Regions from separate parts of the Homo sapiens genome. Here region 2 is linked to region 1. Evidence: read pairs that join two places in POLR2A ChIA-PET (ENCODE). Cell type or tissue: OCI-LY7. All regions are shown on one strand. Links, peaks and the distances in the headings refer to the core of each region. The heading gives the core; the rest is flanking DNA.

Region 1 (7,051 bases), core at 1,239-5,238:
ATTGTTTTTTAACCTTGCCCGTTTGGAATAGCTTCAAGCCACATCATCTGATGGGAATGGAGGTCACCCTAACAGTGATACTGCAATGTCACTAATTCAATAACCACCAAATTTACTGCTAATAATCGCCAACATTTACTGAACATGCACCATATGCTTCATGTGCCATTAATCCACAAAATTACCCTATAAAGTAGGTACTATTTTTAGTTTCATTTTGTAGATGAAGAAACAGAAATAGGAGAGGCTAAGTAATGTGCCTAGTTACCCAGCCTAGTAAGGGATGGAATGTGGGGCTTGAACCCAGCCCTGACTCCTAAGTCCAGTTTCCAACCCTGCACTGTCCAATACAGTGACCGCAGGTAGCTATAGAGCACTTCACATGTAGCCAGCCTGATTTCAGAGACCAAGTGTAAAAAAAAGAATGTCAGATATCTCATTATTAAAAAATTTTTTTTTCAACAGGGTCTTGCTTTGTCACCCAGGCTGGAGTGCACTAGTGTGAACACAGCTCACTGCAGCCTCAACTTCCTGGGCTCAAACGATCCTCCCACCTCAGCCTTCTGAGTAGCTGGAATCACAGGTGTGTGCCACCATGCCCAGCCTCTCATTATTAATTTAAAAATTGGCCAGGTGTGATGGCTTACGCCTGTAATCTCAGCACTTTGGGAGGCTGAGGCAGGCAGATCACCTGAGGTCAAGAGTTTTGAGACCATCCTGACCAACAAGGTGAAACTCTGTCTCTACTAAAAATACAAAAATTAGCCGGGCATGATGGCATGCCTGTAATCCCAGCCACCCGGAAGGCTGAGGCAGGAGAATCGCTTGAACCCAGGAGGCTGCAGTGAGCCAAGATCGCACCACTGCACACCAGCCTGGGCAACAGAGCAAGACTCCATCTCAAAAAAAAAAAAAAAAGTGCCTACTGAAAAATTGTTAACATGATTCTGTTTACATTTCTGTTGACAGCATCTTCTATCCACTTTCCTACATAATCATCCTTCACTTGGGTGAAGACAGTCTGTGTGATCACCTGAGTCTTCTCTTCTCTAGTTATATCAAAAGGCTTGCGCCTTTTAAATCTGTTGATAAACTGAAACCTCCTTGCTTCCTGGTTTTCTTACATGAATTGAGATCATCCCAGGACCTCACTGTCTTGAACAAGCTCAGTTCTCTCCACTCTTCCTCACAGATGATTTCTCATAGGACCAAATTTTGTCATCCTTGTTGTCCACATCTCAATATTCTCCAGGTTATGGCTATCTCTATCCCTCTTGCCCTCCAAAATGAGACCACAGGCGGGGCACAGTGGCTCATGCTTGTAATCCCAACACTTTGGGAAGCCAAGGCAGGCAGATTCCTTGAGCCCAGAAGTTGGACACCAGCCTGGGCAATGAAGTGAAACCCCTTCTCTACCAAAAAAAAAAAAGAAAGAAAGAAAAGAAAATAAATTTTTAAAAAAGGGGAGACAATCCTCCAGAGAACCGTTGCAGATGTCCCAGAAAGGTGATGCTCCCAAGTGCACAGGGACAGAAAGTAGAATGGTGGTTGCCAGGAGCTGGGTAGAGGGGAATGAGGGAGTTGTTTCACGGGTACAGAGTTTCAGTTTAGGATGATGGAAGAGTTCTAGAGATGGATGATGGTGGTGAGTGCACAACCACGTGACTATTTAGTGCCACTAAACTGTACACTTAAAAATTGATTAAAATAAGCTTTATGTTGTGTACATATTACCACAAATACAATAAAAGAAATGAAGTTCTCATACGTGCTGCAGCAGGGATGAACCTTGAAAAGATTATGCTAAGTGGCCGGGCATGGTGGCTCACACGCCTGTAATTACAGCACTTTGGGAGGCTGTGGCAGGAGGATCGTTTGAGCTAAGGAGCTGGAGACCAGCGTGGGCAACATGGCGAAACCTGGTCTCTACCAAAAATACAAAAATTAGCTAGGCAGTGGTGGCAGCGCACCTGTAGTCCCAGCTATTTGGGAGGCTGAGGTGGGAGGATCACTTGAAACCCGGAGGTGGAGGTTGCAGTGAGCTGAGCGCCACTGTGCCCCAGCCTGGGCGACAGAACGAGACCGTGTCTCAAAGAAAAAAAAATAAAAAATAAAAAACCTTGTACTAAGCAAAATAAGCCGACACAGAAGGACGAATATTATATGATTCCACTTATACGAAATACCTAGAATAGGTAAATTCATTAGACAATTAGCCAAAGTGTATCAGAGGAGGTTGGGGGGATGCTGAGGGGAGGGGAAAAGAAAAAAGAAAATCAAGGGGTGGGAAGCAAATGGCTGCGGGGTAGAAGGGGAGTGGGCTGCCGCTTGGGTGTGTGGGCGTCAGGGGGAGACGGGACAGGCGATTTAGGCCCTGCGCGCAGGCGCCCCTGCGCTCCCGCCGTACGCAGCTGTCTTTGTCTGGGGCGGCGGCAGCGTGGCAGGAGCGAGGGGCGCCCCGACCCGTCCCCTCTGCCCTCCACTACCCCTGCCGGCTCCAGCCCGTCCGTGTCTCACCGTCTTTATTTAACAAAGAACGGAGAGACTATAAATGACCCTGAGCAGAGTGGCTGCGAGCAGGGCCCCTGGGGCGTCCCACGGGCGTCATCCTAGCCGCGTGAGCGCCGAGCTTGGGCACCGGGGGGGTTGGCGTGCTTGTACACTTGCTCCGTTTTCTCTGTAAGTACTAAGGATTCCCCTGCCGCCCTCTTCCTCATTTTCCACCATCCCAATTTACACAAGCATTAGTATTTTTTTTTTTTTTTTTGAGACGGCGTCTCGCTCTGTCACCCAGGCTGGAGTGCAGTGGCGCGATCTCGGCTCACTGCAAGCTCCGCCTCCCGGGTTCACGCCATTCTCCTGCCTTAGCCTCCCGTGTAGCTGGGACTACAGGCGCCCGTCACTACGCCCGGCTAACTTTTTGTATTTTTAGTAGAGACGGGGTTTCACCGTGGTCTCGATCTCCTGACCTCGTGATCCGTCCGCCTCGGCCTCCCAAAGTGCTGGGATTACAGGCGTCAGCCACGCGCCCGGCCACAAGCATTAGTATTTACTTCCGTAATTTCCCCATGCCCATGTAACATCACACACACACACACACACACACACACACACGTTTGCTTTTGTTTTCCAAGATGGCATCTAGTAGGCGCTTCTCTTTGTTTTGCTTTTCTAGTACACCGTGGAACCCCAAATCCCAGCTGGGATTCACTCTTTTCTAATGGCTGAACATTCATCCGGGGCATGAAGGCAGCTCAGTTCATTTCATCATTCCTTTGTTTCCTCTGTTTTGCCACCAGAAACTGCCGCGATGAATGTCAGTCCCCAGAGCCGGAACCGTTCCCGGTTTTCTCTACTTGGATCTGAGAACTCTGTCCCTCCAGCCCTGCGAGCGCTTTGCCAGGGTGACGGGCGGAAATGTCCCCGCATCCGTGCCTGCTTTCCCAGATGGGACCCTCCAGCAGTCCCCTCCACTGCCCGTGCTTCCTCCTAACCACTTCCCCCCAGCGACCGCGGAAGGCGCTTCCTCCCCCGCAGCGCGAGCCCCAAGCTCCTCCAGAGCCCCAGCTCTCCCCGCCCCCTTCCCGACCTTGTTTCATATGACCCCTCCCCCGCACATACTCAATTTCGTCTTCCCAAGGCGCCCACTCTCCACATCCTGATGAAAAAAAGAGCCGGCTGCTGTCCTATGTTATTGTCATACTTCTTTCCTCCCGTGCACTACACAACTTGAACAACTTTTTTTTTTCTTTTTTTGAGAAAAGGTCTCGAACTGTCGCCCAGGCTGGAGTACAGTGGCACGATGATGGCTCACTGCAGCCTCGCCCTCTCTGGGCACAGGTGATCCTCCTGCCTCAGCTTCCCAAGAAGCTGGTACTACAGGCGCGTGCCACCACTATTGGCTAATTTTAATTTTTTTTTAACCACAGGGTCTCGCTATGTTGCCCAGGCTGGTCTCGAACCCCTAGGCTCAAGGGATCCTCTCACCTCAGCCTCCCAAAGCGTGAGATTACAGGCGTGAGCCACCGCGCCCCGCGGTAAATACTATTCCAAGGAAATGGCACCTGAGTTTGAGGAGATTAATCGGGTTTACTGCAGGGAAGGAGCATTGGCCCTGGTGGCCAGAGGCAAGGGTACGAACCTGACCCTGCCCTTTCCCTGCCTGGTTCTGCCTTCAGCAAATTGTTCCACACATCTCTGGTTTCCTCCCCACATGATCCCAAGGCCCTGCTGGCTCTAGCCTTTGTGAGGCTAGAATTACAATTCCATTCCTCCCCAGCCACGCCCCATCTCTTGCTCCCTGTGCTAGCGCTTTCCCCAATCAGCCACACTTTCCTTTCCCATTCACTGAGCCTGTGGAAAGCCCTCTTATTCTGAATATCTAGATCCTATTCACCTTTGAAGACCCGACTTGGCCACGTTTCTTCCCAAAGCCTACTGCATGCCCTTTGTGGGAGGAACTGCTCTGTCCTTGCAACGCCACTGTGTGTAGTACTTTCTCTGTATCTTACCAGTGGCATCGCCCACTCTGCCTGGGGTGCTGTTCCATACTTGCCCTTCTTCCAGTGCCATCTATGTGTGTGGTAAGACCTCAGCATAGCACTTTGCCCACGGTAAAGGATATGGTTTCGGGAGTCCCAAGACCCGGGTCCACGTCCCAGCTCTGACACTAAATGTGTTATCTTGAACATGTCACATGGCCTTTCTGAGCTTAATTTCCCCAAATGTAAAATGGAAATAGTAACTTATTTCATAGTGTTGCTGTGTTGATTAGATGAGACATTATATAAGAAAATGCTTTGTGAACTGTAAAGCTATTTACACACATAAATAATAGTAAAGATAGATATTATTCAGATGCTGGCAAGAGGGATATTCTTTGCAAAACAGAATTAAAAAAAAAAAAGAAAAGAAGGCATGGTGGCTCATCTCTATAAACCCAACACTTAGCACTTAGGGAGGTCGAGGCGAGAGGATCACTTGAGCCCAGGAGTTCAAAACCAGCCTGGGCAACATAGCAAGACTCCCGTCTCTACAAAAATAAAATTAGCCTGGCATGGTGGCATGCGCCATTAATCCTAGCTATTTGGGAGCCTGAGCCCAGGAATTTGAGGTTACAGTGAATTATGATCATCCCACTGCACTGCAGCCTGAGTTGCAGAGCATCTCTTGAAAAAAAAAACAAAAATGTGGGAAAACTGTGGAAAATGAAAAAGACTTCTTGGTTGCCATCTCCAAATTTGGGGACTGATTCCTAATTATTCCTTTTAGATCAATTACCAGGTGATGTTAAATATACTGTAATAGTAAAAGCTAGAAATAATCTAACTTTTGAACAGTTGGAGGATGATGAAGTTATGGGTAATGGGAATAATATGTTATCATCAAAGTTAAATTTCTGAAGAATATTTAATGACATGGGAAACCAGTCATAATATAACATGAAAGCTAAAAAAGCAAGGTACTAAATAGTGGTGGAGAGGAGGTGTAAGAAGAGACTTTTCTCACCACCCTTCACAGCTTTCTGTTTGGCCCCTGAGTGGGGTGTCTGATGCCAGAGAACGTGGGACATATTCTAAGGCCTTAGTCTTACACAAATAGCTCACTCCCTGCCTCCCAAGAGACAGGGATTCAGAACAGGTGAACCAGGAGCCTAGAGCCTCAGGGGAGACCAAGGACTGTCCCAGATCCAGGCCCTGATTCTGTGGCCCAATGGCCTGACAATCTAAGGTCCTCTGTCTACCACTTCTTCCAGCCGGACTGTGGACCTCAAACATAACCTCTCACTTCCTGCTTTGACACTGTTTCCAGAGTGGGTTTATAGGAAAGACCTCCTCCAAAAAAGCAGGCTCCAACTACCAACACTAGAGAACTAAGCTCTAGCCAGGTGCAGTGGCTCACGCCTAATCCCAGCACTTTGGGAGGCCGAGGGGGGCAGATCACTTGAGGTCAGGAATTCAAGAGCAGCCTGGCCAACATGGCAAATCCCTGTCTCTACTTTTAAAAATACAAAAATTAGCCGAGCGTGCTGGTGTGTGCCTGTAATCCCAGCTACTTGGGAGGCTGAGGCATGAGAATTGCTTGAACCCAGGAGGCAGAGGTTGTAGTGAGCTGAGATCACACCACTACACTCCAGCCCAGGCAAGGCAACAGAGCGAGACACCGCCTCAAAAAAAAAAAAAAGAAAAGAAAAGAAAAAGAGAGAACTAAGTTCCAAAAAGAGGGGCCATGTGGGCCACAGGAGAGGACAAAAATGAGCTGTCACTGGTGGTTGGGGAAGTGCAAGGGGCTCCAGAGAGAAGGTGACATTTATGCTGGTCATGGGATGGTATTTGGCAAGTGGAGATATGATCATTAAAAGAAAGTTGTATTGTTATTATCTTACATTTCATAGTTCAGGATGGGGGAGGGGAGATGTTTTGTTTAAAATACCCTTTCTCCTCTTTTTTTTTTTTTGAGATGGAGTCTTGCACTGTCACCCAGGCTGGAGTGCAGTGGCCCGATCTCGGCTCACTGCAAGCTCTGCCTCCCGGGTTCACACCATTCTCCTGCCTCAGTCTCGCAAGTAGCTGGGACTACAGGTGCCCGCCACCACGCCTGGCTAATTTTTTTTGTATTTTTAGTAGAGACGGGGTTTCACCATGTTAGCCAGGATGGTTTCCATCTCCTGACCTCGTGATCCACCCACCTCGGCCTCCCAAACTGCTGGGATTACAGGCATGAGCCACTGCACCCGGCCCCCTTTCTCCTCTTATTAAAACTTTTATTGTAGAAAATGTGGAAAATAAAGATAAGAATATTAAAACATAAATAAATAAAGATAAGAATAAAAGTTTCCAGGCCAGGTGCAGTGGCTTACGCCTTTAATCCTAGCACTTTGGGAGGCCAAGGCGGGCGGATCACCTGAGGTCGGGAGTTCGAGACCAGCCTGACCAAAATGGAGAAACCCTGTCTCTACTAAAAATACAAAATTAGCCAGATGTGGTGGCTCACGCCTGTAATCCCAGCTACTTGGGAGGCTGAGGCAGGAGAATTGCTTGAACCTGGGAGG
Region 2 (7,051 bases), core at 1,701-5,700, 800 kb after region 1:
TATCAAATATATATCTGTCACCTGTTATATTTTCATGGCCCAATTTGTAGGTTACATCACAACATCTTCTTACCCATAGAACTTGAAGGAACCTTGGGGTTCACCTCCAAGATTGTGACTCACCTTGGGTAGTCTCCACCTGTTTTCTTAATATAACCTCTATCTCTTAACAGGGCAGCTATTGGCATTTGGCAGGACAATTCTTTTTTGTTTGGAACTGTCCCACACATTGAAGACTTTGTAGCATTCCTGGTTTCTCAGCCATTGTGGCAACCAAAACATAGTGCTTTTGTTTTTAGTGTCCCCTATGAGGGCTACTACTTCTGTAGAGGACCACAGTAGCTCTTTCTGTGTGAACTGGCACCTTTAGAATGCTTTTTCCTAACCAATTTCAGTTTTTTTCAGGACACATTATGTGATTATATTTTCTAATCTAATTCTTTGTAGTCTGTAATAAAGATGGTTAATGAATGTATTGTTTTCTGTTTTTATAAACAAAAATAATTTGCTTATAGTAACCACCCCCTTCCCCAGTCTATATAATCTCTCAAATCTTGCTTTTTTTTTTTTTCTTTTTGCAGGTTGATTTCCCACGGAATCTTGCCAAATCTGTGACTGTAGAGTGAGGAATATCTATACAAAATGTACGAAACTGTATGATTAAGCAACACAAGACACCTTTTGTATTTAAAACCTTGATTTAAAATATCACCCCTTGAAGCCTTTTTTTAGTAAATCCTTATTTATATATCAGTTATAATTATTCCACTCAATATGTGATTTTTGTGAAGTTACCTCTTACATTTTCCCAGTAATTTGTGGAGGACTTTGAATAATGGAATCTATATTGGAATCTGTATCAGAAAGATTCTAGCTATTATTTTCTTTAAAGAATGCTGGGTGTTGCATTTCTGGACCCTCCACTTCAATCTGAGAAGACAATATGTTTCTAAAAATTGGTACTTGTTTCACCATACTTCATTCAGACCAGTGAAAGAGTAGTGCATTTAATTGGAGTATCTAAAGCCAGTGGCAGTGTATGCTCATACTTGGACAGTTAGGGAAGGGTTTGCCAAGTTTTAAGAGAAGATGTGATTTATTTTGAAATTTGTTTCTGTTTTGTTTTTAAATCAAACTGTAAAACTTAAAACTGAAAAATTTTATTGGTAGGATTTATATCTAAGTTTGGTTAGCCTTAGTTTCTCAGACTTGTTGTCTATTATCTGTAGGTGGAAGAAATTTAGGAAGCGAAATATTACAGTAGTGCATTGGTGGGTCTCAATCCTTAACATATTTGCACAATTTTATAGCACAAACTTTAAATTCAAGCTGCTTTGGACAACTGACAATATGATTTTAAATTTGAAGATGGGATGTGTACATGTTGGGTATCCTACTACTTTGTGTTTTCATCTCCTAAAAGTGGTTTTTATTTCCTTGTATCTGTAGTCTTTTATTTTTTAAATGACTGCTGAATGACATATTTTATCTTGTTCTTTAAAATCACAACACAGAGCTGCTATTAAATTAATATTGATATATTCAGTATTCTCTTCAACTTTGTCACGAGGAAGAATTTCCTGTAGTTAATTTTAACTTTCCTTCATTACATTGTTGCATAAAACTAGTCCCTTAGTGCCAGTTTGGAAGTTACTTGCAATTGTTTGGAAGATTTGCAGGTCGCTGACCTCATCATTTCACTCTAAGTATATGTGGTAGGCTAAGCTCAGAAAAAGGTATGTATGCTTTACACTGATAGGCACCAAATTTAGTATTGTATCCTAAGTATTTTTCCTCTTCTGTATTTTCTGTGCTCTACCCCTGAAATATATTTAGGAATAAAGAAGATATAAATAAAGTGATATTGGGGTATGTTCAGCTTGTAAGTGTCAGAAATGGAAGTTGACAATTTGGATTAAAATATTTAAAGTAGAATGTTATTATTTGATACCCCCAAAATTGTGAGTAATAATTTCTTAATGGAGCTTTTCTGGCCAGATCTTCAGGGCTATAGGAGAGTGTGTTTGTTTTTGGTGAAGTCCTTCTTTTTCAAAGGTTTTTACTTTTAAATTGTGAAGATAAGCTATTTAGCACAATTATTTAAGTAAGCTGTTTTTTCCTTTCTTTTCTTTCTTTTCTTGTTTTAACTTCTGGGTGAGGTTAAGATTTTCTAATAGTTATTGTTGTTGCCAGAGAAGCATAGAATTCTGCTTGTGTCTTAGGGTTAGAGAAAGATTTGTTATATTTTGAGGTAATTTGGAAGGACTTTCATACATGGTGACTAGAAACCTGATCTTTTTAAGAATAAAATAGGGTCACTATTTACATTATATATAATATATGGCTATTATAGCTATATTAATCTACTTTAATTGTTTCTAAGATTATTTTGTGTAAGTCAGCTAGCGTGTGTATAGTGTCATTTCTTATGTTTTGTATATTAACGTTTTACAAACACAATTTGTGTGGGTTTGTAGCATTTCTTATAGTTTAAAGTATGATTCAGCATTCTAAGTTAAAACTAATATGTGAAGTCAGTCATTAGTCTGCATAATCTCTGTCTCCCTCTGTGTGTGTCTTTCTATAAAGCACATGTGTACACACACACACACAAATATACTGAAAGCTAGGGTAAGTTCTAAACTGAATATCAAAAACCAAAATCAAGAACAAAGAAGTGATATTTTCCAAACAAACATGGATTCTCTGCCGGGTGCAGTGGCTCAGCCTGTAATACCAGCCTCCACTTTGGGAGTCTGAGGTGGGAGTATTGCTTGAGCTCAAGAGTTGGAGAACAGCCTGGGCAACATGGTGAGACCTGGTCTTTACAAAAATTTTTTTGGCCGGACGCAGTGGCTCACACCTGTAATCCCAGCACTTTGGGAGGCCGAGGCAGGTTGATCATGAGGTCAAGAGATCGAGACCATCCTGGCCAACATGGTGAAACCCCGTCTTTACTAAAAATACAAAAATTAGCTGGGAGTGGTGGCGTGCGCCTGTAGTCCCAACTACTTGGGAGGCTGAGGCAGGAGAATCGCTTGAACCCAGGAGGCGGAGGTTGCAGTGAGGCGAGATCACGCCACTACACTCCAGCCTGGCGACAGAGCAAGACTCTCTCAAAAAAAAAAAAAAAAAATTTTTTTTTTAAATGGGCTGGGCATGGTGGCTTGTGCCTGTAGTCTCAGCAACTTGGGAGGCTTAAGTAGTAGGATCGCTTGAGCCTGGGAGGTTGAGGCTGCAGTGAGCTGTGATTGTGCCACTGTGCTTCAGCTTGAGTGACAGAGTGAGACCCTCCTGACTCAAAACAAAAAACATGGTTTCTCCTCTCTCTCCTGTCTTCTTACTCTCTATCCCATTTGATGTAGTGATTTTTAAATGCTTTTGTAAGTTAATTCTTAACACAAAAGAGACATTGTAATGAGGCACACCACTAAAGTGAGCATGCCCAATTAAAACCAGTGTAATATAGGATAAGAAAATCTGATTTTTCAAAAAAGATACTCTACATAAAGAATCCTTCATATAAAAAGTTCTTTCTTGTAGTACATTTAAAGTTTTAATTCACTCATGTATAACTGAGAGTTCCTTTGAGCCCTTTTTAGGCAGGGAGGCATGTCTGTCATCTAGCGTGTGGCCCAGTAAGTGATTATTACATTGGAATCAGTTTTTCAGTCTTTTAAAATAAATTCTGTGCCATAAGAATAAAAGATAAAGAGAAAAATTAATGTTAACTATTTTTAGCTTATTATAACTATGTCAACAAGTGTTTATTAATACCTATTATGGGAAAGTCACTGTGGTTGGCATTGAAAATTACATCATCTTTAAAGCAGTATTTGTCCCCAGATGGACTCATCACTAGCAAAGACTAGGTTCATTGGAAGGCATAGGGTGAGAGAATGGGAAGATGAAGTGGAGGCGGGTTGTTAAAGTGCTGTCAGTGAGTGATTTTGTCTACTTGAATAATGGTCCATGTTTGGGGGCATATTGTGTTTCATAAGAAGTGAAAGGTATTTGCAAAGTAAGCTACAAATGACCCATAAATCTGTTAACAACAGTCCTTAATATGCAAAGATGAAAAACAAGCATTACTGCTACCCAAAGGGAACTGGTGCTTGGTGATGTGCAGATGGGGCTGTTGGTTAAGAGAGCTATTACAGGTTTTCTCTCTTAGGTTTCATAGGAGGTAGTTACTGAGATGAGATTGTTTTATCTTTTTGAATACAGATCTCTTGTCTTGAGTTAGTTCTGAGGATGGGAGTAATAAAGGAGTTTTTTGTTTTTTTGTTTGTTTGTTTGTTTTGGCTCCTTAGTAATACTCCTCTGACATTTATTTCTATTATTCTTCAAAGAAAGGAAACCAACTGAAATGTTTGCTTTAACAAACATTTTAATAAGTTCTCTGGGTTTTTTTTTCCCCTTTTAAAAAAATTAGCATATACCATAGCAATAAAAGAACTAATGTTAACTATTGTATGCTACAACTTAAGTGATTTTTCTAAAGAAGCACAATGTCATTGAAAGTATTATTGAAAAGGATCATAGTCACATTGAATTTGTGAAGGCCAAAGAAATTGAAGGGAGTGATATTTTCATTTTATGATATTCACATATTTAGTAAATTTTGTGTACAAGAATACCAGGCAGAGTGTTTTACCCATGGAAACAGGTTTCAGATTACTTTATTTTTACTGTTAGAGTCTCAAGTTTAGAAATGCTAACACTTAAATCAGTTTTTTTCTCACTATACTTGAAGATTGTTAATATTTTGATATCTTCCTAGCTTGATGAATTTAAACATATCTTCAGATCTGTGACAGTGACAGCCAATAGGACTGATAATATTAGCTTCAAACCAATAATATCCAGGGTTAAAATAAAAATCATAGTGAAAGTACGATTGTAAAATTATGCTATATTAACTTTTAAGTCTGTAATAACTTGACATCAAAATGTTATGTAATTACCATAAATAATGGCTAGCGAGAACATCTTTGGAAATTCTCAAATTACCTTTCTTACTACACTGTTTGCAGAATGAATGTAGAAATGATCCTGTTAGCTTTCTGAATGTTCTGTGGTTGAATGTGTTTTTGCTTAAATAAAGCTTTTGGTATTTGTTTAAATTACACTTCTTGAGAAGTGGAAATTTTAGGATCATCTTTGCTTTGTTTCAGTTTTGTGATTTTTGAAATGAATGTTTAGTTTACTGAGCCAGTTGGTCATTTCTTCCTCATGTCGTTAAGTCCAGTGAGTAAGCCTGAACTGTGAATAAATTACCAAAAACTTGCTTAGAATTTCATTTTGAAGCAATTTGCTAATATTTGAAGTGTATACACATTTGTAGTTATGTTAGAAATTGTATTGTACTAAGAATGTAATCAATGTCTACTTTAGTTGTAAACATTTCTGATGTCAAAACTTTATTCATTACTGTTGATTTTAAGAATAAGAAATCACTGCCTAAATATTACCAAAAGCCACTGTCTCTACCCGAACTTCCCAGTTTGGGAAAGAATCGTTAGATAAAACAAAGGCTCTGCCCTTTCTGATACCAAACTCCACAGATACTTTCTCACATCTTTTAAAACATTTTGCAATAACATATTGTTTATAGGAAGTTTACGGGGTATGCAATGATTAAAACTTTTAAGTGAATTGATAGTTGCAAAAGAAAGGATAATATTTAAGGTCAGTGAGTAGCAAGACAATCTAAAGTTTCTGTAATATCTGGCTCTCTGTTAATTATAGAGCAAAGTTTCCCTTACAGAATCCTTTTATGAACAGCAAGCTAGAGTCTATCCCTAGTGGTTATAGCACCTGCTGCGTTTTTCAGGAGACAGTTAGGCCAGGGTGATTTGAATGGATAGATGTGCTGTTTTGCCTGCTTGTAGAATTCAGCCCAGTCTTTGGTCTCTCTCTCTCTCTCCCTCCTCCACCTCTCCCTCTCTCTTCTTCTGCACCAGAGCCTAAGGCTGCGCCACCAAGATGCGTCATTTTTTCCAGAGGCTTCTTTTTTTTTTTTTTGAGATGGAGTTTTGCTCTGTTGCCCAGGCTGGCATGCAGTGCTGCAATCTTGGCTGACTGCAACTTCCACCTCCCGTGTTCACACGAGTCTTTTGCCTCAGCCTCTGGATTAGCTGGGATTACAGGCACGTGCCACCATGCCTAGCTAATTTTTGTGTTTTTAGTAGAGACGGGGTTTCACCATGTTGGCCAGGCTAGTCTCAAACTCCTGACCTTAAGTGATCTGCCCGCCTTGGCCTCCCAAAGTGCTGGGATTACAGGCATGAGTCACCGTGTCCTGCCCAGACATATCAAATTTGACAGGTATTGTATACCCTTTGGATCTTTAGGAATTAATTTTTGCCTCTGTCACTCAGCTTTGTATATTTTGAAATGGAGATAAGTATAGGGAGGTCTTGGAAGGAAAATTGCCAGAATTCCCAAACCATGTAACACTCATTGAGAATTCCAGATCCATTATATCTAAAGGGCAAGTGAAGGAAACAGTATTGTGAACTGGGTATAACTCCTTGGTTCTTAACTAGTACATTCTTAATCTGTGAGACCCAAAGGTTGATAAACAATAATTTAAGATTGTACAGTACTCTAAACGTCTGCAAAGGTCTAGATGTTATCAGTATCACTAGTTTTTATTTCTGCCAGTAGCTCCCTTTTAGGTTACATTGTTGTCCTCTTTCCAGTGTCGCATCTGTCATTGGTTTTTCACTATGGCAAGTTCATTAAAAAGCTTGCTCCATTGTTATCTTCAAGTAATGCCCATAAGGAGATGGAAGATATCTGAGACAATTAAGGCTTTAGCTTCTAGGCAAGAGAAATAACGTTGCATTAAATTTCAAGTTTCTTTCTGCTAGACTTGAATGTGTCTAGCCACTCTAATTTATGGGGGCTTTTGGTTTTTTCCTATTGTACTTTGTATGTAGAATTGTTTTGAAATATCAAGCATATTTACTTTGAATTTGAACTCTTTCTTAATTTTGTATTTATCCTTTGAATAAAATGTAAATCCAATATTTATTATTAATTT

What was found. ChIA-PET counts read pairs that join two places held together with the same protein. Peaks named below come from ENCODE experiments on the same cell type or tissue, not always from the same donor. Only the 100,000 strongest peaks of a DNase experiment are listed, where the experiment ranks them.
Region 2: POLR2A ChIA-PET joins it to region 1 with 11 read pairs; 2 of 35 experiments call an interaction of 5 or more read pairs at or near these places.

What each region holds. Positions count from the first base shown.
Region 1 is chr2:70,120,674-70,127,724 of GRCh38, reverse strand. LINC01816 (long intergenic non-protein coding RNA 1816) reads left to right here and starts at 2,409. Exons shown (of 2, transcript NR_024444.1): 1 at 2,409-2,679; 2 at 3,300-3,689. RefSeq lists a silencer at 2,494-2,788 and enhancers at 3,115-3,920, 3,921-4,726, 6,542-6,641. In OCI-LY7, for the core only: no CTCF peak of the experiment used is centred there; DNase peaks (open chromatin) are centred at 2,514, 3,154 and 3,524; H3K4me3 peaks cover 2,870 bases; H3K27ac peaks cover 4,000 bases.
Region 2 is chr2:69,319,764-69,326,814 of GRCh38, reverse strand. GFPT1 (glutamine--fructose-6-phosphate transaminase 1) reads left to right here. Exons shown (of 20, transcript NM_001244710.2): 20 at 582-7,035. The coding sequence ends at 626. Among named protein-coding and RNA genes, the nearest start is that of GFPT1, 64 kb to the left of the region's middle. In OCI-LY7, for the core only: no CTCF peak of the experiment used is centred there; no DNase peak of the experiment used is centred there.